Linked DNA regions of Mus musculus: region 1 is linked to region 2. The links are chromatin loops, found by intact Hi-C in ENCODE. Cell type or tissue: heart. All regions are shown on one strand. Each heading gives the region's core, and the rest is flanking DNA. Links, peaks and the distances in the headings are about the cores only. Region 1 holds the start of Lztfl1 (leucine zipper transcription factor-like 1). Region 2 holds the start of Fyco1 (FYVE and coiled-coil domain containing 1).

Region 1 (11,475 bases), core at 1,118-9,117, 120 kb after region 2:
GGCCTATAGCTCCAGCTACTAAAAAGCTAAAGTGAGAAGATACTTTAAGCCTTAAAGTTTGAGACCCACCTGGAAAATATAATAAGGTAGTAAGCATGGCAAACTTAAGTTCCTAATGATGTCTCTGGCAGTGCTTGATGGTGTGGTTTTATTTTTAACTTTAAATATTTAAAAGTAAAGTTTGGCCCATCCTGCAGTTTTGTTGACATGACTGATTTCTAGGTTGGTGTAATTGCTCACGAAGTTAGGTAGTTAGGTATGCAATCTAATTTTTAACTTATGAACTCTCACTTCCTAAGGAAGGTATAGAACACTCATCAGTTTTTATACTACCCAGGCATGTTTCAGTGATTCCTCGATGAAGCCAATCTGACTCGCAGTAGGAGAATTTCTATAAATTGACAAGACTTTAGACATACTAGAGGTGACAGTACTTTTTTTGTTATTCTGGTTAAGAGGAATAGACTGGGATAGCTCTCCCAATGTATCCGGGTAGTGATGGGTTTGGGTTAGTTCAGGAGCAGGATTCCAAGATGTGCTGGAAACAAAATGAGAGCAAAACCTCACAGATGAGTGGACATAACACACGGTGGATGCAGAGGCAGTGGCTGGTGATGGAGCAAGAGTGTCACCCTGGCAGGTTGTGAGCTGTCCTGAGAAGTATTGACTTTGAGTCATTTTGAGACGACTAGGAACTCTTGCCACTTCTGGCAAACACAATCTGAGTATGGATGTGGGAAGCATGCGGCTGGGGTGCAGCTTTTATGTCCATTTTCAAAAAATGAACACTGGGAATAAACCAAATTATCACAAACACAGTTCAGGGTTAGAAGAATCCAATTTTTAAGGGACAATGGCTGAGGAGCCTGCACCGTCAGACAGAAGGACTGGGAAGGAGTTAGGGGGACCTGCCTCGGGGATTAAAGTGCTAAAAACAGCCCAAGTCTTAGGAGAAAGACACCTTGGCCATGCAAGCACTTAAAACGATGACAAGTTTGACAAAGGTGGTTCAGCAATGACTCTCCACTTATTTTATTTTTGTGTCATTAGATTGTAATAGTGAGAGCTCTACTGCTTTAGTCCCCTTTGTACAATTGGTGTGCAGAATTTACAAAACTGCCTTTCTGGTTTACTTGTTCTTGCATTTATAAAACTGAGATTTTAGTGTGACCACTCTTCTCTAATTATTTTTCTTCATATTACATAGCTTGTATATATTTCTAGTCCAGTACATAGTCGTCCTCATTCTTGTGAAGAAAATTACCCTGTATCACTATAATGTAATTTATCATTGCACCCTAAGGGGGGTGGAGAAGAACTATCTCAAGATAGTTTACTATACCAAGAGAGCTGCAATGACATTTGTGTACACATCTTTGTGCTTTTGTTTTTCTTAAATAAGTTCTCCGATGAGAAGGCAACTTAATGGGTGGAAGGGTGTGTGTGTTTCAGTTTTGACAGCAATTTCTAAATTATCTTCCCAAAAAAGGTCATTTCATTTCATCATCTTATCAGGGTTTTTAACGTACACTTGTCCTCAAGTAAGTTCCCGTACTAGGTGTTGAAAAGCTCTAAGTATTTACTCACTTATAATACAATTTGTTTTAAGCAGCAGTTCAAAGCTACCAAGGGAGCTTAGCTTTCTAGAAAAGGAGAAGAACAATTATGCTGGAATTAACAAGGACAATGAATGTTTGGGGACCAGGAAAAAAATTTAGAAGACATGCTATAAAGTCCAGAAGAAATTGGAAAACAAATGTCAAACTGGTTTTATGAAGCCAAGCCAAACAAACAAGTGTGCTTGAGAGGACTTAAGGTTGGATCCCATCGCCTTAACATTACAGCAGGATCGTTCAGTAAGAAACTGAAACAGTTAGTGGTTGAATGATCACATGAAAGTCTTGACCTGAGCCAAGTGAAGGAAGTGAAGGAGGACAGAGCCTCAGAAGAAAATTAAGGGGTCAAAGATCATAGCGATGTCAGTGTCCAGTAATAAACAAATCAGATCAATAAAACACTCTTGATTGTAAATACTTATATAAATCTGCCCAAATTTTCATTTAACATGGGAAATAGAGATATCTGGGTATATTTGAGATGATAGGGTATGCTTTTCTAGAGATAGGGTTTGCTCAGGATAAAAAAAAAAAAACAAAAAACAAAAACAGCTCATAGACATAGGTTTTTTTTTTTTTGTTGTTTTTTTTTTTTTGGTTTTTCGAGACAAGGTTTCTCCGTGTAGCCCTGGCTGTCGTGGAACTCACTCTGTAGACCAGGCTGGCCTCGAACTCAGAAATCCACCTGCCTCTGCCTCCCGAGTGCTGGGATTAAAGGCATGTGCCACCATGCCCAGCTTAGACATAGTTTTTAGGAATATCAGGAACTCACAAATGTTTATTGAAATGTGCCTGCTTCTCTTCTGCCTAATTCGCCAAGCATATCCCAAGTTAACCATTAAATAAAGACTTTTTCCTTCAACCAATTTAATTACAGTAGTGGGGAAGATATTTCTGCATCAGCTAGCTGAGAACAGGACTTCTTTTTTTACCTCTATCATGGTTTAGCCCCCTCTACCCGTTTCTCAGAGAAAACTTCCATTTATAAACCCAGTTGGTACAGGGCTATTCAGATCACACAACTTTGCCTTTTGTAGGTAAAACTGCCTTAGCAAACAGAAGTGTTCTGTTCCATTTTCTAAGACAAAATGCAACTGGTTTGTCACTAATCTAGGCAAATAGGGAAGACCACAGCCCTGAAAAGGCCCATATTTCTGAATGAGGGCAATTCATTCAAAATTTGTTATCTTCCATTATTATTCCTGAAACCATTAAGAGACATAAATGTACATTCTTGGTTCTGATGGATATCTAATTCCTAATTTGGGACAACCCTCTCATACATAGCCGTCAGTCTCCCACACTTTTCTACACTTTTGAGGCCTCATCAAAATCCCACTGCCTTCTGGAATACATCTCTAAAATTCTCCTCTCTTGGATTATAAAAATGACCATCCATGCTCTCTCCTAAATGTGTCTTATGACTTGCTGTCTGCTTTAAGATTGGCTTGATTAAAGGGCCAGTCCATCTCTCTTGTTTCCCTCCCCACAGTGTCTTTCATGTATCTCGTTCTGTGTGAACAATTGTTGAGCACAAGGCAGGTTAACAAAATGAGTATATGTACATGAGTATATGAGTATATGTATATGAAGTGTAAAGTAAGGATTTGCTGGAGACTGTCTCTGCAAGCAACTTTTCTTTTACTTCCTAAGAAAGTGTCCTCACAACTAATTTTTGATAATTTTCTTAAGATAAGCTTTGTTTTTGATAATTTTATTATTCATTTCCTTTTAGGGGTGTTGTCAACAAATAGAGATTTATCAGTGAAACTAATCTATGATTTGTTCTAAGTCTTGCCACGATCCACACTATCTTAAAGGTGGTTGTATTTTATGGTGAACCACTTCCTTACCTGATCTTCAATGCATGCAATACATACTTCATAAGTCTAATTTGTCAGCACTTTTCCATGCTGCCTGACCCTAGCAAAATTTGCAACTTACTGAAAATAGTCTCTGCCATCCTGGAGATCAACGAAGCCCCATGGCTCCTCAGTGAGCCCTTCTGTCCTAGAACCTTTTGACCAAAAGTAACTTGGGAAGAAAGGGTTGTTTCAGCTTGCACTTCTGGGTAACAGTTCAGTCAGAGCAGAACTCAGGCAGGAACTATAGAGGAAAGCTGCTTACTGACTCACTCTGGCCTTCCCTCATGCTTAGCCTGCTTTCTTACACAATCCAGGACCTCCTGCCCAGTAGTGGCATCACCACAATGAGATAGATCCTCCTGCACCAATCAAAAAATTAAGACAACTCCCACAGGCATAGCCACAGGCTGATGTGATCTGGGAAATCCCTCAAGGGAGACTTCCTCTTCCCTGTAACTGTTGGTTGTGAAAATTTTATAGCAAAAACTAACCAGGACATCATTCATCCTGGCCCTTTCCTTCTTAAAAGTCTTACCTAATTCCTCAACTAACAAGGCTATCTGGAGAAGTCAGACAGATTTTGGGGGAGAATTAATAAAGCTATACTGTAAAGACTCTGCTGTAAGATGATTCCCCAAAGTGGTTTTCTTCTAACACTACTCAATCTACTTCCAGCTCAACTTCAAAAGCTTTCCTCCTTCTATTTTTTTTTTTCATGTTAACTTGAGGGGGCAAGATGGTTTGGTTGTTGTTGTGGTGGTGGTTATTTGTTTTTGCTTTGTCATTTTCTCAATTTTTAATTTAAATTTTTGTGTGTTTTAATTCCATACACAAAGACTGTATTTGCATTATTTCCACCATTTCTTCTCCCTCCTCCAACTCTTTCCATGTCCCAACTCCCTTCAAAATCATGATCTCTTCTTTAATTATTATTACAAATACATATATACAAATATATAAATACAGTCTGATGAATAACCATCAGAGGGCTTGTTTCTGGAGACAACTGATTCTCCTTCTCTTAGCAGCCGGTAAGTGCCTGTAGTGCTTACTTCAAAAATCCCCAACCCACAAAGGACTTCACAGATGAAATATTTGCACTGTGCACACTCTCTCTCCTATGTGCAGATTCCTGCATTGATAACACAGCATAACAGGAGTTTGCCTGTGAGGGAACACTCATCTCCTCAGCAATACAGACCTATGGGGGAAAAACTTGTTTAATTACTTGAAAACACAATGCATAGCAAAGCTATTTTCTCCATGTGCAAGTCCCAGTGTCTACTGCGTATGAAGTAATTACATTTGAGGATATACTACTAAGATGGAGTGTGTCTAGTCCACTGTAGATACTAAATAATGGTGACTTTTGTTATGAGATCAAACAACACTGACCAGAAATGTGAGACATAGCATGATAAAAATGGAAATTTAACTGGGCTTGGACGGGTTCATTTTGAGCAATTGAATCTATCCTAATGGGCTTTGTAAGGATACAGATTATGTTTCCACGCCACTGAAGGGGGGGAAAGAAAAGATGAAGAGCCTGGACAAAGGTGAAGTTGGGCACAGCCAAGCTAGTTGTTAACATTCCTTCTAGGTATCACACAACCATTACCTGGCAACAAACCAGGTTGGCCTAGCTTCCTAAAAAAGGGGCTGTTTGGCCCCTCCCTTCTCTTTAACTCTCTTACTCTCCTACCCACTCTCTGCCCCTTCTCTCTCTGCCCCAACTCTTCCTCTCCCCCCTCTGCCTTTCTCTGTCTCTATTCCCTACTCAACTCCCCTTCCCATGCCCTAAGGTACGCCTCCCATCCCATCATACCCCCATCTATTAAGCATATACTGGCTCTCTTTTTATAAAACATAACACTAGTACCTCCAGACTACCCTCCAATGCCTTGGAGTGCCTCAGCTTACATTCATAAGAACACTGCTGCTGGTCTTAATTCTTCCATGGGCAGATAAATTATCTCTGGATCATCTAAGTAAAGGACTCCTGTGTAATAGTACCAAGCCTCAAGCAAGGCAGCAAACTATCCCTTCTCCTGCTTTTCAATAGTCCTGAGATACCCATGAAGTCCTTGTTGAAATTGGAGTAGAGGAGTTGGGGCGGGGGTGGCAGTGATCAAAACACACAACATACATAGGAGTCTCAGGTAATAGAGTATCATCCTATAAATTTGGGATTGTACAAGTATATCAGGAACACCAGCAAAGTTATCGAACAGCAAACTGAAGAAGAGGTGCAACACCTTCACCTGGACCCCATAAAGAGAAGGATACCCGACAGCGCAGTGGTGACAGCCTCATTGATCTGACATCTGAGCACCTAGTCTGTCTGTCCACTTGCCCATTCACCCATCACGACCTGGTACTTCACTTTACTCTCATGGCCATCATTGTCCTACATCTCACCTCAGCTGCTCAACCCTGAAGATCCTTTCAGCCTGATTCTGTGGTTTGACTCTGCAGTAGATCTGCAATCAATCTGATCTGATCTCACCTTCTCACCCCACTGCCATCCTTGCCAAAATTCTCTTTGCATTCACATTAGCTTCTTGCCTCTTCCTTTCAGTTAGGTCTCCTAGAATTTTGCTATAGCTTCTTTATTTATCTCTTGTAGCTTTTCTGTAACATATACATACATATATATTCATCTATATACTATAGATAGATTTAATGAATGATGTATAATGTATAGCCTAAAAATATTAGTAAAGATTAGAAAAAAGGAAGAGTATTTGGCAAATTTCAGTCAATAAAACTGAAGCTGCTTGTGAATCTATCATTCATAAAAAATTGAAATATTGTGAAAAGATGCATATGTGCCTGTTTCTGACACAGCTTGCTCATGACACTCTCCTAAACAGAAGGCAGAACTTTACCTCTGTGGTGGTGGGTAAGCAGGTAAATATGGACAAGAAAATTCTGTTATCTGTACTAGGATAAGACTTAAAACCCATGGCAGTGATCATGTGGTTATATTCCAGATCTGCCTTCCCCGACTAATCACGGCATGTGGCTTTTCTGAACACATTTTCTCTTCTCTTATCCATTTAACTTATTTCTGCTTTATTTTGTTTTGTTTTGTTCTGACCATTTAACTAATGGATATGTTTTCATTATTGGACCTTTTCCTAAAGATATAGTGTCTTTATAAATTAGCTTTATTCTAAAGGACTTATCTGTTAGCACTTTGTTCTAACAACAAAAGTTTAAGTTCACTTAAGAAATTTGAAAGTCGTGTCTGCAGGTGTGTGCATGCTCATGTATGTGTATACGTGGAAGGGGAGCACAGGTGTGATGTAGTGTTCATGTAGAAACCAGAAGACAATAGTTCTGAACTGGCTCTCTTCTACCATGTGGATCCAGAAAATTGAAGAAGGTAATCAGGTTTGTCAGGAAGTGCCTTCACCTGCTGAACCATCTGGCCAGCCATCAAGTTGATTTTTAAGTAATTAAGCTTAGCCCCTGTGACAATTATGACACTTTCTACCTAATTAATATCATTTAGATAGAATAAAACAGAAAAAAATGAAAGAAGATTCTTGAAATCAGAATTTATTTAATATCCACTGTATTACAACACCTGGCAATAGTCTTTTTTGTCTTGAAAACAGATTTATAGTTTTAAGACTCAAACTTCAAAGCCTCCATCTACCTCTCCAAGCTGTAGATTCTTAGTCTCTTCCTTTATAAGTAGTTCTGGAACCATATCTCTAAAATTCTTCTGCATCTAAAAGCACCCGATTGTGATTCACTTTAAACTTTACTTTGTATTGGCTGTGAAAGACAATCTCAAAATGCACCATCAAAATTAACTTTTGATAACTCAGAGCTAATGTTGAATGTTTGTTCCCTCCTGCTTTAAAGTCTCCCAGGCTCAGAAGGCTGGCAGCTCTGCATGATGTTGGTTTACTCAGTGCCTCCTCGTAAGATACTGCACTGGCCTAGAGTGGTTGTATGTTCACCAATATTTGTGATAACCTCTTCCTATACTTGTCTTTCATAGGACAGTGTCTTTTTTTTTAAAACAGGGCTTCATTATGAAGCCCTGGGTGGCCTTGAACTCACAGAGGTCCTTCTGCCCCTGCTTTACAAGTGCTGGGGTTAAAGGCAAGGCGACCATAGAGGTAGTCATCACTTTGGAACAACGGTTAAACTTGAAGATTTTTTTTTTCATTTTTATTAGGTATTTAGCTCATTTACATTTCCAATGCTATACCAAAAGTCTCCCATACCCACCCACCCCCACCCCTACCCACCCACTCCCCCTTTTTGGCCCTGGCGTTCCCCTGTACTGGGGCATATAAAGTTTGCAAGTCCAATGGGCCTCTCTTTGCAGTGATGGCCGACTAGGCCATCTTCTGCTACATATGCAGCTAGAGACAAGAGCTCCGGGGTACTGGTTAGTTCATATTGTTGTTCCACCTATAGGGTTGCAGTTCCCTTTAGTTCCTTGGGTGCTTTCTCTAGTTCCTCCATTGGGGGCCCTGTGGTCCATTCAATAGCTGACTGTGAGCATCCACTTCTGTGTTTGCTATGCCCGACCTAAAGCTGTACTACAGAGCAATTGTGATAAAAACTGCATGGTACTGGTATAGCGACAGACAAGTAGACCAATGGAACAGAATTGAAGACCCAGAGATGAACCCACACACCTATGGTCACTTGATCTTTGACAAGGGAGCTAAAACCATCCAGTGGAAAAAAGACAGCATTTTTCAACAAATGGTGCTGGCACAACTGGCTGTTATCATGTAGAAGATTGCGAATTGATCCATTCCTATCTCCTTGTACTAAGGTCAAATCTAAGTGGATCAAGGAACTTCACATAAAACCAGAGACAGTGAAACTTATAGAGGAGAAAGTAGGGAAAAGCCTCGAAGATATGGGTACAGGGGAAAAATTCCTGAATAGAACAGCAGTGGCTTGCGCTGTAAGATCGAGAATCAATAAATAGGACCTCATAAAATTGCAAAGCTTCTGCAAGGCAAAAGACACCGTCAATAAGACAAAAAGATCACCAACAGATTTGGAAAGGATCTTTACCTATCCCAAAACTTGAAGATTCTAATGACTCAAGTTAGACTTCATAAGTGAAAACTTCCGCCAGGGAGATCAGGACGTTATTCCACAACCTTCTCCTGGCGAATCTAGTGTTTGTCTCTCTAATTCACTACTCTATATAAACCTATGTTTTTGCACATTTTTTTTCCAAAAAGGTAAAGTTATTCTCTTCTGCCAGCGTTATAAAACAATGCAGATGGAGGAAGGGCGTGCACCAGGGCCAGCATGAGCTTGATAGCCGGATGCAGTCACGCTGAAGCCCTGTTCACTCAGCCTGTTCTTCTCAGAGGTCTGGAACCACCAGCTCTGGATCCCGGTGCCAAAGCCCAACTTCTGTCCTGATTGTAGGCAAACACGCTGGCACCTAAGGCGCTGCTCAGCTCCCCCCCCCCACCCCCGACCGGAAATTTCTCTGTTGCCATTGGCAACGGCAGGCACCGCCCCAGGTTAGCGTGGCAAGAAAAGGTGGGACTTCCGGATCTCAAAGCCAATGTACCCGCGGAAATTAGCCAGTTACGCAACATCATCCGTCACGTGACACTGAGAGCCAATGATAGCGTGCAAGCGAGGGCCCACGTGTCTCCGTTCCCATTGGCAACGCGCGGCTTCTAAACAACCTCCGTTCCTCAGGCCCCGGTGCCGGCCTCCCTGTTTCCTGTCGGATCCGCCGCCACCATGGTGAGTGTCCTGGTCGGGAGAGGCCCAGCCGGGGTGCGGAGGGCGAGCGAGCGAGCGAGCGAGCGGGGCCTCGCCGGGGAGGGAGTCACGTCGGCCGAGCCGCGGGGACAGCTTCTTGCTGAAGCCTTCCTCCGGCCTTGTCGCCTCGTCCTTGGCTGTGGTCTGGGAAGCCCTGGCCGACACAGCCGCACACATTTGCCAGGGTGAAGAATGACGGGCTGGTTCCAACTTTCTGTGTGAACTTGGTTGAATCTAATTTTCTGAAGCACCTGATTTTACAACTGACTAATTATCGGTGCTGTTTTCTTTGTTTGGACGTCTGACGACCATTTGGGTATTAGAGTTCGGGCTTACTTTGAGACAGATAAAACTGAAGCGAAAACGCCAGTCCATCCAACCTTTCATCGTACAATTAATTTAAATAGCTGGGCATAGAGAAGTTATTGAAAGTGAAGCTCAAGTGGGTTGCTGACATATCCCAGCAATCAATTCCTAGTAAGTGTCACTTTGTATACATCTAAACAAAACAGACCATTTCTTAAACCATCCTGAGCTAGGAACTGGTCCTGCTTCTGATGTCAAAAACGAAAAAAAAAAAAAAATTACGCTAGTGGCTTCACAAAAAAGTTAGTACTTGTTTGTGTTCTTACTCTTTTATGTCATTGTGATAACACTTGGAAACCGGGTGTAGATGATTTGTCAAACAATGCACATAAAATAAACACTTTAAGCAATAAGCTCACTCTTTTTTAAAAAAAATTATCCTTTAAAGATTTTATACATTCATACAATGTATTTTAAATCCCCTAGCATCTTCCAGAATTATTGTTTACTTCCTGTCCTGTTTTTTTTAAGCCTACCTAGTCCAATTTATGCTGCACATATACTCATGTGTGTGGGACCATCACCTTCCTTGGGCCACACTCTTAAAAGAAACTGTCTCTCTGCCCTTCATAAATCTTCAGCCGTCAGTAACTGCTCAGCTAGAAGTGCGATCTCATAAACCCCTCCCCGTCTCTGTGCTGGATTGTTGATTGGCACCTTTGTGCAGGTGACCACAGTTGTGAGTTTCTAGGCCAGCAGTTCTGTCATGTCTAGAAGACAGTTTTTGTTGTTGCTGTTTCAAGACAGGGTTTCTCTGTTTAGTCCTGTCTATATTGGAATCCTCTCTGTAGTCCAGCCTGACCTTGAACTCAGATTCACTTGCCTTTGCCTATCTATGCCTCTGCCTCCTGAGTGTATATCTTAGTTGTGGCTAAGCCTATTTATTCTCTGTACCTAAAAGCTGTGAGCTGTGTGGTAGCCACCATCCATTGCACAGAGAAACTTCTCTAACCAGGTCTGAGAGCTGTACTAACTGTGTAGCTTCCCTATTTTAAAACAGCATCTGCCTTATTAAAAAGACTACTGTTTGTTTTCAAGCCAGATAATACTTTTTAAGGTTGTATTTGGTAAGGTTAAGTTTCTGTAGAGATCTGAAAATTAGTGTATTAAGGAATGTAGGCATTTGTTTCCTCTCACACAGCAGCCATTTTATTTAGATTAGTGAGTAGGTTAGTGCTGCTCCCCGAGGTGAGGATAGAGGTCTCATTCATCTTTCTGTTCTTTCAGCCCTGGGGCATAAAAATGTCACGGCTCATCCTAGTTACCTACTCTGTCTACTTTCAGAGACATTAGAGATGACAGGGGTATAAGGTATACCCCATATCTTAAGTCTGAAAAATACCCCACACCTCTTTGTATTTCTTCTTTTCCTGAGAAGTAGTCATGTGATTGTGACCTGAATGTATTTGAGTTGGTAGGAGGACAAAAAGGCAACCTGATATACATCAGTTGCTACAACACCATATATTCATCATCAACATCGTTGTTGGTTATTGTTATTGTTTGAGACTTCGTCTCTGGGTAGCCCTGGCTGTTCTGAAGTTCACTATGTAGATCAGGCTGGTTTCAAAGGCACAGAGATCTGCTTGCCTCTGGCTCCCAAGTGCTGAGATTAAAAGCAGGTACCAGTACACTGGGCCAAACAAAATACCTTGTTTATTTTCATTGTCAGTTCTTCTGTCATAGCCTCTGGACTAACCAGTTCTCTCTTTTTCAGGCAGAGTTGGGCCTAAATGAGCACCATCAAAATGAGGTCATTAATTACATGCGTTTTGCTCGTTCAAAAAGAGGCTTGAGACTTAAAACGGTAGATTCCTGCTTTCAGGACCTCAAGGACAGCAGGTATCAAGAGACTTTAA
Region 2 (10,902 bases), core at 2,903-10,902:
GCTAAGAAGCGAACCTAATCATGGGCTGACATTCCTATGTACTGTCCCCTGTCTTTAGCATGTTCATCCATACTGGACTTGGAATGCAGTGTTCTATTGCACCAGGCTTCAGGGTGCTTTGCAACTCAGCAACAAGCAAACACGGGACTGAGGAAGCTAAGCATGGTAGTTCTTTAGCACATATTTTCAAACACTGTTTTTTAAGTGTCTGTTAATGAGGGGGAAACAAAAACTGAGAACTTAGGTCCAGCAGTACATACTAAGTTCATTTTTTTTTAGCTTCATAAATAAAACGTAATAGTACAAAAATACTAATGAGATTATTCTCAGATTGTTTGGGGGGTTTCGGAATCGGGCACATTATTTTATATTTACAGCTCATGCACAGTTCAAAGCCAATCGGTCACAATGCATGAGCTTAACAACAGTAAACAGCACTCGTTCAGGATTCTACACACGACTTCCGGGTATCCGAAGCTTGTTCGAGTTTCAGGAAGTGACGTCTGCCGTGAGACATGCCGGGAGTCGTAGTTAGCGTCCACCGTCCAGTTGCACCCGATGGGAGTTGTAGGCCATCCGTGAAGCATGCCGGGAGTTGTAGGCCATCCGTGAAGCATGCCGGGAGTTGTAGGCCATCCGTGAAGCATGCCGGGAGTTGTAGGCCATCCGTGAAGCATGCCGGGAGTTGTAGGCCATCCGTGAGGCATGCCGGGAGTTGTAGTCCGCGCGCGCTCTGGGGCTACTGGGCGCTTCATGGCAGTCGGCTCTGTGCTCGCCTACTCTTCCGCTCGGCCCTAGAAAGTTTCGTTTCTGCCCAGCGGAGGACCCACGAGCGTGTAAGTGCCGCAGGCGCCCGGACAGGCATCGGGGACACTGGGGCCTTTCTGGACGTCGGCGCGGAAGCTTCGTGGGGGCGTGGGTCGTCCCCTCCCACACAGGGCGCCTCGGGAGAACCCTCTCTCCAGAGAGGTTAGCTCCAATACGCAGGCTGTCTGCGGGGTCGTAGAAAGACCCTCAACACTGTTCCAAGATCGGAGCCGGCAGAAGGGGGCCGCCCTGTGAGGCGGAGCTTCGGCAGCTCTCCCCGAACCCCTGGCACAGCAGCCAAACCCCGAAGTTCTCGCGGGCACTGGGACTTGATCCCCAGAAAGCCAAACCCTCCTCTCTGCAGGACTCCTGACGCCCCTTCGGTCCAGGAGACACAGTTTGTTCCTTTTGTATCTTCGCTGACCTGACCCGCTGCCCTTATGCTCAGATAGTTCAAGGGGGCTCTGCGGTCAAGTTTCTGGAAACACCTGTAGGACGACTGAATGTATCTGGTGTGGTAGCTTGTCCTGTTGGCACCCAGGCTTGGGCTGCGGATGGGGGGCAGGGCGGAGCGACATCCTATTTGCATAAAAGAAGAGAACATGTAGTTGACACTTAAGCCAAGTCAAGTAGCTTCCTATTAATGCTATGATTCTCTGTGTCACTCTGCAAAGTTCCCACGGCTGGGCTGTCTCCTGCAGAAAAAACAGCACTTGTTTCTTTCTGTCCCTATGATTGTTTGACTTAACACAGGTGGTTTCCTTTCCAGACAGAAATGGGGCAGAGGCTCAGGACTTAATCTACTTACAGCCTCTCTCAGCAATGGTGGTCTGAAGCAGGTTAATTCCTCTGCCATCTGCTTGCTGCTGTTGCTGGGTTGGGGGAAGGGAGCTGTGGGTTTCTACTTTTAGTTTTGCAACCTCCTGGCTGCCCCGACACTCTCGGTCTATGACAACCAGTTCTGCTGTGTTGAAATGCAGAATACTGATTATGGGCCAGGATTGTTATCCTGGAAATCAGCCCAGGGCTGACTGTCAGCCTCCTTTACCTAAAAGGATCTGAAAAAAACAAAAACAAAAACAAAAAAAACTATAGCTTTAGGAGACAGAATTTATCTGTTTGTTTAATGTTCATATTTGTGTATCACTTCTTGAAAATTGTTTATTTTATTAAGAAAATAGATAACGTATACAGAGTCCTGCAGTACCGTGTGTGTGTGTGTGTGTGTGTGTGTGTGTGTGTGTTCTTAATATTTTACTTTATTTTTGTAATTGGTTTAGAACTTGGAAATGGTCTCAGGTTCCTTTGCCCCTTAGCCAGCATGGCTAAGTGCCAAGTGTTTAGCCCAGTCCTTTGAAGTGAGATAAAAGACACCACTTGTAATAGCAAAATCATCAATAACAAACATCTGGTGGTCTTGTTTTATGTTAGTCCTTGAGGCTGGAGGCCTGCTGCCTCCAGAACACAGAGTACTCAAGAAGTGTCAGTCCTTAGTCCTAGCTTCCCTTTGCAGGGAATGGTTAGCTGACAGGTCACCTCTGATTTCTGGAGATTCCAAAAACAAGATAAAACTCAAGACTGGTGTAGCAGTGTGAGCTAGAGGAAGTGTGTTGACTACCTATGATCTCATGCCAGGAACCACTGGGAACCCAAGAGTTAGAGGCCACATTCACTACAAGCATCTCCCAGGCAGCAGAAAGGGTTATAACTAAGGTTTTTAACCTTAGAGGTACCTGTAAGCAGAGGCCAGTTGTTTGTGACCATGTTGACATCTGAGTGACTTTGTGTTCCTGCTTCTCTCTAACAGCATTTGAACCTTAATTTGAAGTTATTGTGGGGTAGAAACTGGGGTGTTTCTGTGAGCTTAGACATGGAAAAACACTGCTTTCTAGTTACTTTTTGATGTATCACTAAAATTAACTGAAGTGTCTGTACCATCCTAGGAGCATAGCTCTGACCATGCACAGTTGGGCAAGAGGAATATTATCATCCACTTTCTGACATTGGAGCCATTTAACTAGCCTAGTTATAGTGGCCACCAACGGTCCTTGTTGTTCATAAGACTCTGGCATTTGAACAGCAATAAAGGCCCATTTTCCTTTGGTCCAGGTTTCAGTGTCAAGAAGAGGATATTTGCACATTATGGTTTAGTAGAAAGGTGTAGGAGAATCTGTGGTTTTTGAAGACTATGCTGTGGCCTGGTAATTGGTTACAGTACTTATGGAGTAGGCTAGTGTTTGGTTTTAGTATCTGTGGGCTGACCTAGCCAACCAGTAGCCTGAGGTACTGCACCTTTGGCCTGAGGTAGGACATCATATTTGTGATTTCTTAGCATCCAAAAAACTTGGACCAAAAGAACCATCCAAGCAAACTTTTCATATACTTAGAGCTAGGCCAAGAATGAGTTCCTAGAGAGATTCAGTGTAAGTCTGGACAGTTGAACCAGAGAGGGTCAAGTGAAATGAAGCTATAATGAATTTGCTGAAGCTATGATTTTCCCTCCCTCCTTTTTCCAATCACAATTCTTAAACTTTGTGTGAAGGAAGATAAAGGTTCACCTCCCCCACACTGCACCTGAAAAACAAGATGGAAAGTGGTCAGTAACTTAACATGAGCTAAATGTACATCTAGTCATACCATGATCCTCATCACATTATTTCTTGAATAATAATGTACATATAAAGCAGTCTTAAAGCCTGAACAGGGTACAAATTGACAAAAGTCACCTAATAAGGAAGAGTGTCTTGTCCATTCCTCCTAGCTCAAGCTTCAGTCACCCTGGATCTTGGCCTTATTCTATTTCTATCATGCTTCTTCCTAGGGGCACCAGAACCCAGACTCCAGATACCACCCCACCCAGTTTGCCTGGTTGATATTGTCAGATCCACACATCTGGGAATGGAAACTGACTGGGGAAATGTGTTGCCTGTTAGACCACCACAAGAAAATGCCACAAATTAAGCTTAAGCAACAGAAACATATTTTCCATAATTCTAAGATTTTCCATAACTCCTAGATAAAGGTTTGGCTGGTCCTGAGGCCTCTGTTCACTTGCATCTGTATGCTTTCTCACTATATTCACTTATCCATACTGTTTTGTGTCTTTATAGTTCCCCTTACAGAAACAGATCAGATTAGATGAGGACCTATCATCAAAATTTCATTTAATCTCAGATATCTTTCTACTAAAGACCCTGTCTTTAAATACAATCATGTTTTGAGATATGGCGGTTAAGGCTTCAACCTAAGACCAGGAGGTAGACATAACACTGCCCCTAACAAAAAGGTTTGGTTACTGAAAGCTAGTGGCAGGTGTATTGATTATTATTCTGGATCAAACGAAGATTTATGAGCAAGACTTCCCTAGAGAAAAAACTGATACTTCTTTCTGCCCAAAATAAGACCAGAAAGACTAGAAGAACAAATTAGTCAGGGGAAGGTTTGGGGAGCATGACAGAATTTGGTCTTGATAAAGGGCACAAAACATTGAAGCCTGGAACCAGAGCCTTGGCTATTCCAGGGTAGTCCATACCAACACAACTAAGAAAGGATTAATGACAGTTCTGTCACCCCAGAAAATGGGACCTTATATAACAGACTAAGATGTGAACAACAGGTCTTATAGAAATCTCCTGAACACTAAGAACACTGCAGATCTGTTCATACAGTCTAGGGTAGAGGACATATTCCTCATTCATTGCTGAATTATGTTATTCCACTTACTCTTGGAATTGTACCTCTGCAAGAGTCTCACAATAAGGGCAATATAATCTTCACAGTTACATTTTTTTAATGCACATAGTTTGTGCTCAATGAAGAAACATTTTTAAATTGAAGAAATAGAACTTTTCCCAATGTTATATTTTATTTTTGAGATTATAATATAATTACAACATTTCTCCCTTCCCTTTCCTCCCTCCAAACCTTCTATACTCCTCTTTGCTGTCTTTCAAATTCATGGCCACTTTTTTCACTAAGTGTTGTTACATCGTATATAAGTTCCTAAATATAGCCTGCTCAGTAGGAATAATTGTTACTCATGAATGTTTTCAGGGCTGACCATTTGATATTGAATGACCAATTGGTGTGCTCTTCCCTGGGGAAGACTTTTTTTTTTTCCATTCTCAGCATTCTCTATTTGCTTGTAGTTCTTTGTGTAAAGTTAAGGATTCATGGACTTTACCATGTCCACTTTGACATGTTTTTTGTTGTTGTCCTTGTTCAGCCCACAGTTAGGCAGACATGTTGGTAAGGCTATTGTAGCTTCTACATCACTAGGAGACAGTCTCACAGCAAACTCCTGGTTCCCCTGTCTCTTATAATCTTTCCAACCTCTCTTCTGCAATGTACTCTGAGCCTTACATTCAGGAGTTGTTTTGTAAGTGAATCCACTGGGACTGAGCTCCACAAGTTTACCTTTTTATTAGTTGGGGTTTTCTGTAGTGGTATCCATCTGTTATAAAAAAAAAGTTTCCTTTATGAGGGATGAAGACTACTCATATCTCTAAGTATAAGAACAAATATTTAGATTGCTGAAAGTTTACCCATGTTTCCACTATTTGAAAGATTTTTATTATTTACCTTTTTGGCATACTTTAATTCCTCAAGGTTTTGTTTGGTTTGTGTACTGAGGATCTATATTCTGTCCCATTCTTTTGGCAAGTAACTTACTGAGGATTCTTCATATACCTGAACTGTACTAGGTGCTGGAGAAATATGAACAGTAATGGAGTTATAGAACAAGTAGAAAAAACAGTGATTAAAGTACCATAATATAAAATGCCCAAGAGCCATAGGAGGTATGAGACTCTGTAACGAAAGCTTATAATTATAAGTACTGGACAGTTGGTGTTTTATCCGGCCTCAAATGATTTTTCTCATTTACAACTTTATTGGAGACATGTCTGTTTTTCCCATGGTGTTAAGCTCCTTAAATGCCAGAACTCCTCACCACCAGCATTGTTCAGAGCTGTGACACTCTCAATCTTGAATGAGATCTTCTTCCTTAATAATGGTGCCAAAAATACATCTTGTCTGGCTATCAGCTTGTTAGCACCAGAGATTATCTGAGCTTTCTCAAGGCCATGCATCGTGACTGGTTGAATATGTCTGTGATGTATTCTCCTTTATTGCCAAGTACCCAGGAGTTGTTATCTATAACCCTGCCTGGGCCACTTATACTCTATCTGGATACCAAATGTTTTTCTCTTACTCTCCTTGGTAGAGAGCTTCTTAGATAGGGCTACTATTGCTATGAGAAATACCTCTTGATGAAGCCTTTTGAGGAAAGGGTTTTGTAGGCTTATTCTTTCACATCATAGTCCATTACTGAAGGAAGTTATGATAGAAATTCAAATAGCTCCTGCTAGAGGCAGGAGCTGATGCATAGGCCATAGAGGAATACTGCTTGTTGGCTTGCTTGCTCTTCATGGCTTGCTCAGCCTGTTTTCTTACAGAACCCAGGACTCCAGCCCGTAAGTGGCCCCATTCATTATGGCTGGGGCACTCCCACATTAATCACTAATTAAAGAAATGCCCTACATACTTGCCTACAGCCTCATCTTTATGGAGGCATTTTCTCAGTTGAGGTTCCCTTCTCTCAGCTTGTGTCAAATTGATATAAAACTGGCCAGCACAATTGACCCCTTATCAACTTGACACACAACACATCAGTGTTAACTGCAACCTTTCCTTTCATTCCCTTGTTCAGCTGCAATATTACAGGTCAATATCAACATCACAATATAAAACATTTTGCAAACTTAAATAGTCTAACCGTCTTACAAATTCTAATACTTTAAAAGTTCAGTCTCTTTTTTAAAAAAACTGAAGTCTCTCAACTGCGGGCTCCTGTAAAGTGAAAAATAGGTTAAATACGTTCTTTAAGAGAGACGAGCCAGGGCACTGTCAAAATCTGATCTGAAGAAGCAAAAGCAAATTCCAATTCTATACATAACTCAGTGTCCAAGATCTAGAACCCACTCACCATCTTCTGGGCTCCTCCAAAAGGCCCCACAATGGGCTGGGCCATGTCATATAAGTTACTAATTAAGAAAATGCAATAGGCTTGCCTACAGCCTAATCTATGGAAACATTTTTTTCAATTGAGAACCCTCCTCTCAGATGACTCTAGCTTGTGTCAAATTGACATAAACTAGTGAGTACAGTAACTCAGCTTTAGTAAAGCTAGACTATGCCTTGTGAACCCCTCTACCTGGAGAAACACTGGGATGAGAAACAGACTTCTCATAAACTGCTCCTGTGTCTAGTCTATTATCCTTGATGAGTGGCATCAGTACTTGTTAGGGGCCTTTATCGGGAGTAGTTAGTAAGACTGTGATCTGTCTGAGTGCCTGGCTCTTTCTTCCTGGGCCTGAGAGGCTCTCTGTGTTTTCACTGAGTCACGGCTGTGCTGGCTTGTGTGTTAAAAATAGACCCTAGGCATCTGCTTAGTGACAAGCCTTTGCTGACCTGACCAGTCACTCTACTGCTTAGAAATATTTGGCGTCACTTATGGCTTAGTTGCTGTTTCCTTTCCAGGGCTTCCTTGCCCCACCTCCTGAAACCTGAAGGGGGCCATAGCACTGAGTGAGAGAGAGCTGGCACATGTTAGACAGATTCAAGGTGACATGTTACTGTGAACTGCTGAAATTCAAGGTAGGAGCCAGGAGAAGTGTTGTCATTTTCTGTAGTGGTGACTGTGCTGTCTTAAGGGCACAGCAGGATTTACTGAGAAAACCCCAGGTTTGAAATCACATAGAAGAGTAAGCCACTTCTAGTCATTGACACTGGGCCTTAGGTTACAGAGCATCAGCTTTTCTTTTGTAAACAGGAAAGGTGTTTACCCTACCATGATGATTGTGAGAAGTGCTTTGTGTAAATATGTACCAGCTCTCGGGAATATGGCTGCTACTGTCCTTACAGCAGACATTGTGCCTTTGCACAGAATACCTAAAGGGCAAATTAAAGCTTCCTAAAGGCCTTGATGTCCAAATGCATGGTCAGAACTCTCTTCCAGGTAGGTGCTCACATCTCTTTTTGTTCGTCTTCAAACATATTGTGACCTTAAACGACATTAACAACTGCCCAAGTCGTACTAGCTGTAGACTCTCCAACTGGGGAAAACTATGACTGAGCTTAAAATAGTACCTTGTCTCTGGTCTGATGGGAGGGCTATGTAAGCCCATGTCAGGGAACATTTTCATTCTCAGGCTTAGCTGAACACAAGGTAGAAGAGGCTCAAGTCTGATAATGGAAGAGCCACCTTTTACTAGGCATACCAGACTGTTCCTGTTAGAAGCCCTAGGGTATGTATCCCCTGCTTCTTGGACCCCTAAACCCTGCCTGCTAGAAGTTTTCTGACTATTCCTTTGAAAGAAGTATAAGAAAAATGGCTCTGAGCAGATCTGGCTCCACAGGGTTTAGAGGTGTCAGAGTCTGAGATAAGCGGGTCTGACCTCTGTGGGAAAACGTGAAGGAGCCAATGGAGACTTTTCTGAGGATTAAATATGAGGCAGTTTTGTCCCAAGAGACAGGAAGAGTAGCTTGGGAAAAAAACAGCTTTGCTTTTGAGTTGATCTTGCTTCTTTTCACATTTACTTTAGTTAGGGTTTCTGTTACTGTGATAAAGAATGTGACCAAAAGCAACATGGGGAGGAAAGAGTTTATTTTATCTTAAAATTCTCCAGTCATACTTTGTCACTGAGGAAAGCCAGGCAGGAACCTGGAGGCAAGAGCAGGAACAAAAGCCGTGGAACAGTGCTGCTGACTGACTTGCTCCTTGTGACTTGCTCGGCCTGCTCTCTTCTACCATTCAGAAACACCTGCACAGGTAGCACTAACCACAGTGGGAGGAGCCTCCCTGTATCAATAGCTCATCTAAAAACTGCCCCGGAGACTTGTCCACAGGCCAGTCTAAAGGACATTTTCTCACCTGTGGTTCCTTCTTCAGTAATTCTAGCCTGTGTCAAGTTGACCAAAAACAAACAAAAAAAAAATTAAAAAAAAAAAGACAAAACACACACAGAACAGTCTAGAATCAAGTCATGATGTCAGAATATAAGTATATCAGAAGCAAACCTGCTAACAAGATTCACACAGAAAGATCAAGCCATCTCCTTAAGGAAAGATACCTGATGAGTCCTTATACCCAGAGTGAAGGTCCTCTACACTCTATAAACTGTGGCCTATTCCCTGTACAGGTGCTACCATGGAGTCTGACCATTGCTGACCAGCAGCCACACAGCACTGAAGTGATAGCCTGCTTGGACCTACACATCTAAGAAAGAGGAAAGCCATGGCTTCTAGCAGCACTGAGACTCAGCTCCAGAGGATCATCCGTGATCTACAAGGTCTGGTTGAGTGGCTAGTTGTAAGGAACTTGGGCTTGTGCCTTGCCTGTTGATAGTCAGAATTCAGCCCTCTCCTTGTTCACGCACAGAGTAATTCGAGCCCTCAGGGACACATCATATTGAAATATTTGGTTTTCAGATATCCAGTCTCTGTGCACATGGGAAGGCTTACCTCACACACCTCTCAGAACAATATAGGTAGTTTGTGAATAAAATCAAATACCATTAAGAGGGCTGGTTTCAGTTGGTATTTGTGCTTTAAGTTGCCTCGGTGCCTTTTATGGAATCACCCCTTGCCAGGCTTTGGTGAGCTTGGGTTTTGTTTTGTTTTTTTTTTGTTTGTTTGTTTTTTTTAAGATTTATGTATTTATTTTACGTATATGAGTATACACTGTCGCTGTACAGATAGTTGTGAGCCTTCATCTGGTTGTTGTGAATTGAATTTAGGACCTCTGCTCCCTCCAGTCAACCCCGCTCACTCAGTCCCTGCTCACTCCGGCCCAAAGATTTATTTATTATTATAAATAAGTACACTATAGCTGTCTTCAGACGCACCAGAAGAGGACATCAGATCTCATTACGGGTGGTTGTGAGCCACCATGTGGTTGTTGGGATTTGAACTCAGGACCTTTGGAAGAACAGTCAGTGCTCTTACTCGCTGAGCCATCTCACCAGCCCCTGAGCTTGGGTTTTAAGGAGAGAAACATTCTCCTCTTTTTAAACAGGAAGGTGAAAAACTTGGAGGTTTCATGTTGCACCAGCCCCCAGCCACTGATGGCCATTTCCCCATGCATTTTAGTCCTAGTTCTGCTTACCTCCTGGCTTCCTGGGGGAGCCACTTGGATTTTTGTAACCATTGGAGACGGGTAAGGGTGGGGAAATAGTCAAAACTACAGCTAGACCTTGACAGAATAACAACATTTCTGTGGACTGTGAGAGTCCGAGTTTTACTCTTCTAAACGACTTCCCAAGGACCTGATTTTAGTACATCTCACAACCCTACTACTGCCAGACTTGATTTTATAAGCCTCTGGAGCTCCAGCACATTTGCCATAGATCTGTGCCCGCAGCTGTCTCAGTGACACTTCCCTGACAGCCTAAAATCTGGGTTCCTGACTGCTAGGGCTGAACAAACACTAGAAATCTTGCAATAAAGGCTGTTGGTCCAGGATAGCCTCAGTGCAGTCCACAGTCCAAATCTTAGATCCAAAGCCAACAAGATCCAACCCGCTTCCTCAGATTTGCTCTTTGCAGTGCTTTGGGGCCTCTGATGGCTGAAGCATGATAAGTGCCCATTATCTCAAAGGCAGACCAAAGGTGTTCCAGAGCTAGATTTTGTTTGATTTTATAATATTTTTAGATATTTTGCAATTTTGTAATATTTTCCTGGTTGAACATCCCTAATTTAAAACTCTGAAATCTGAAATGCACAAAAATCCAAAACTTTTGAGTTGTATTTTGTTTCATGTGCATATGACATTGCCGTGCATACAGGTTATTGATAGTAACCTATGGAATCTTCTTGTTTGGTCCTATGAGGTAGGTGCTGTTACTGTCATTTTCCAGTGAAGGAAATAGGCACAGTAGTGTATCTGACTTACCTATTATCATAGAACCACTGTGGAACAAAGCTTGGAGTTAGACAGCACCAGTCTTAGCTCACAACCACATTAGACTTTCAGCTAAAACATTTAGTGTTTTTTGTTTTGTTTTAAATTATACAGATATACAGAGAAAAATAAAT

What was found. A loop is a pair of places that touch in the nucleus more often than their neighbours do. Peaks named below come from ENCODE experiments on the same cell type or tissue, not always from the same donor. Only the 100,000 strongest peaks of a DNase experiment are listed, where the experiment ranks them.
Region 1: it touches region 2 in a loop (2.9-fold over the local background); 4 of 42 quality-filtered maps call a loop at or near these places.

The regions. Positions count from the first base shown.
Region 1 is chr9:123,715,283-123,726,757 of GRCm38, reverse strand. It overlaps Lztfl1 (leucine zipper transcription factor-like 1), which reads left to right and starts at 9,133. Exons shown (of 10, transcript NM_033322.3): 1 at 9,133-9,232; 2 at 11,334-11,458. The coding sequence starts at 9,230. In heart, for the core only: no CTCF peak of the experiment used is centred there; a DNase peak (open chromatin) is centred at 9,117; H3K4me3 peaks cover 611 bases; H3K27ac peaks cover 584 bases; H3K27me3 peaks cover 400 bases.
Region 2 is chr9:123,841,715-123,852,616 of GRCm38, reverse strand. Fyco1 (FYVE and coiled-coil domain containing 1) reads left to right here and starts at 718. Exons shown (of 18, transcript NM_001110253.2): 1 at 718-836; 2 at 9,009-9,158. The coding sequence starts at 9,104. It overlaps Gm51700 (a long non-coding RNA gene), which reads right to left and starts at 6,507. Exons shown (of 2, transcript XR_003948283.1): 1 at 1,616-6,507; 2 at 654-1,386. It overlaps Xcr1 (chemokine (C motif) receptor 1), which reads left to right. Exons shown (of 2, transcript NM_011798.4): 2 at 1-302. In heart, for the core only: a CTCF peak has its summit at 7,371; a DNase peak (open chromatin) is centred at 7,316; H3K4me3 peaks cover 839 bases; H3K27ac peaks cover 2,992 bases.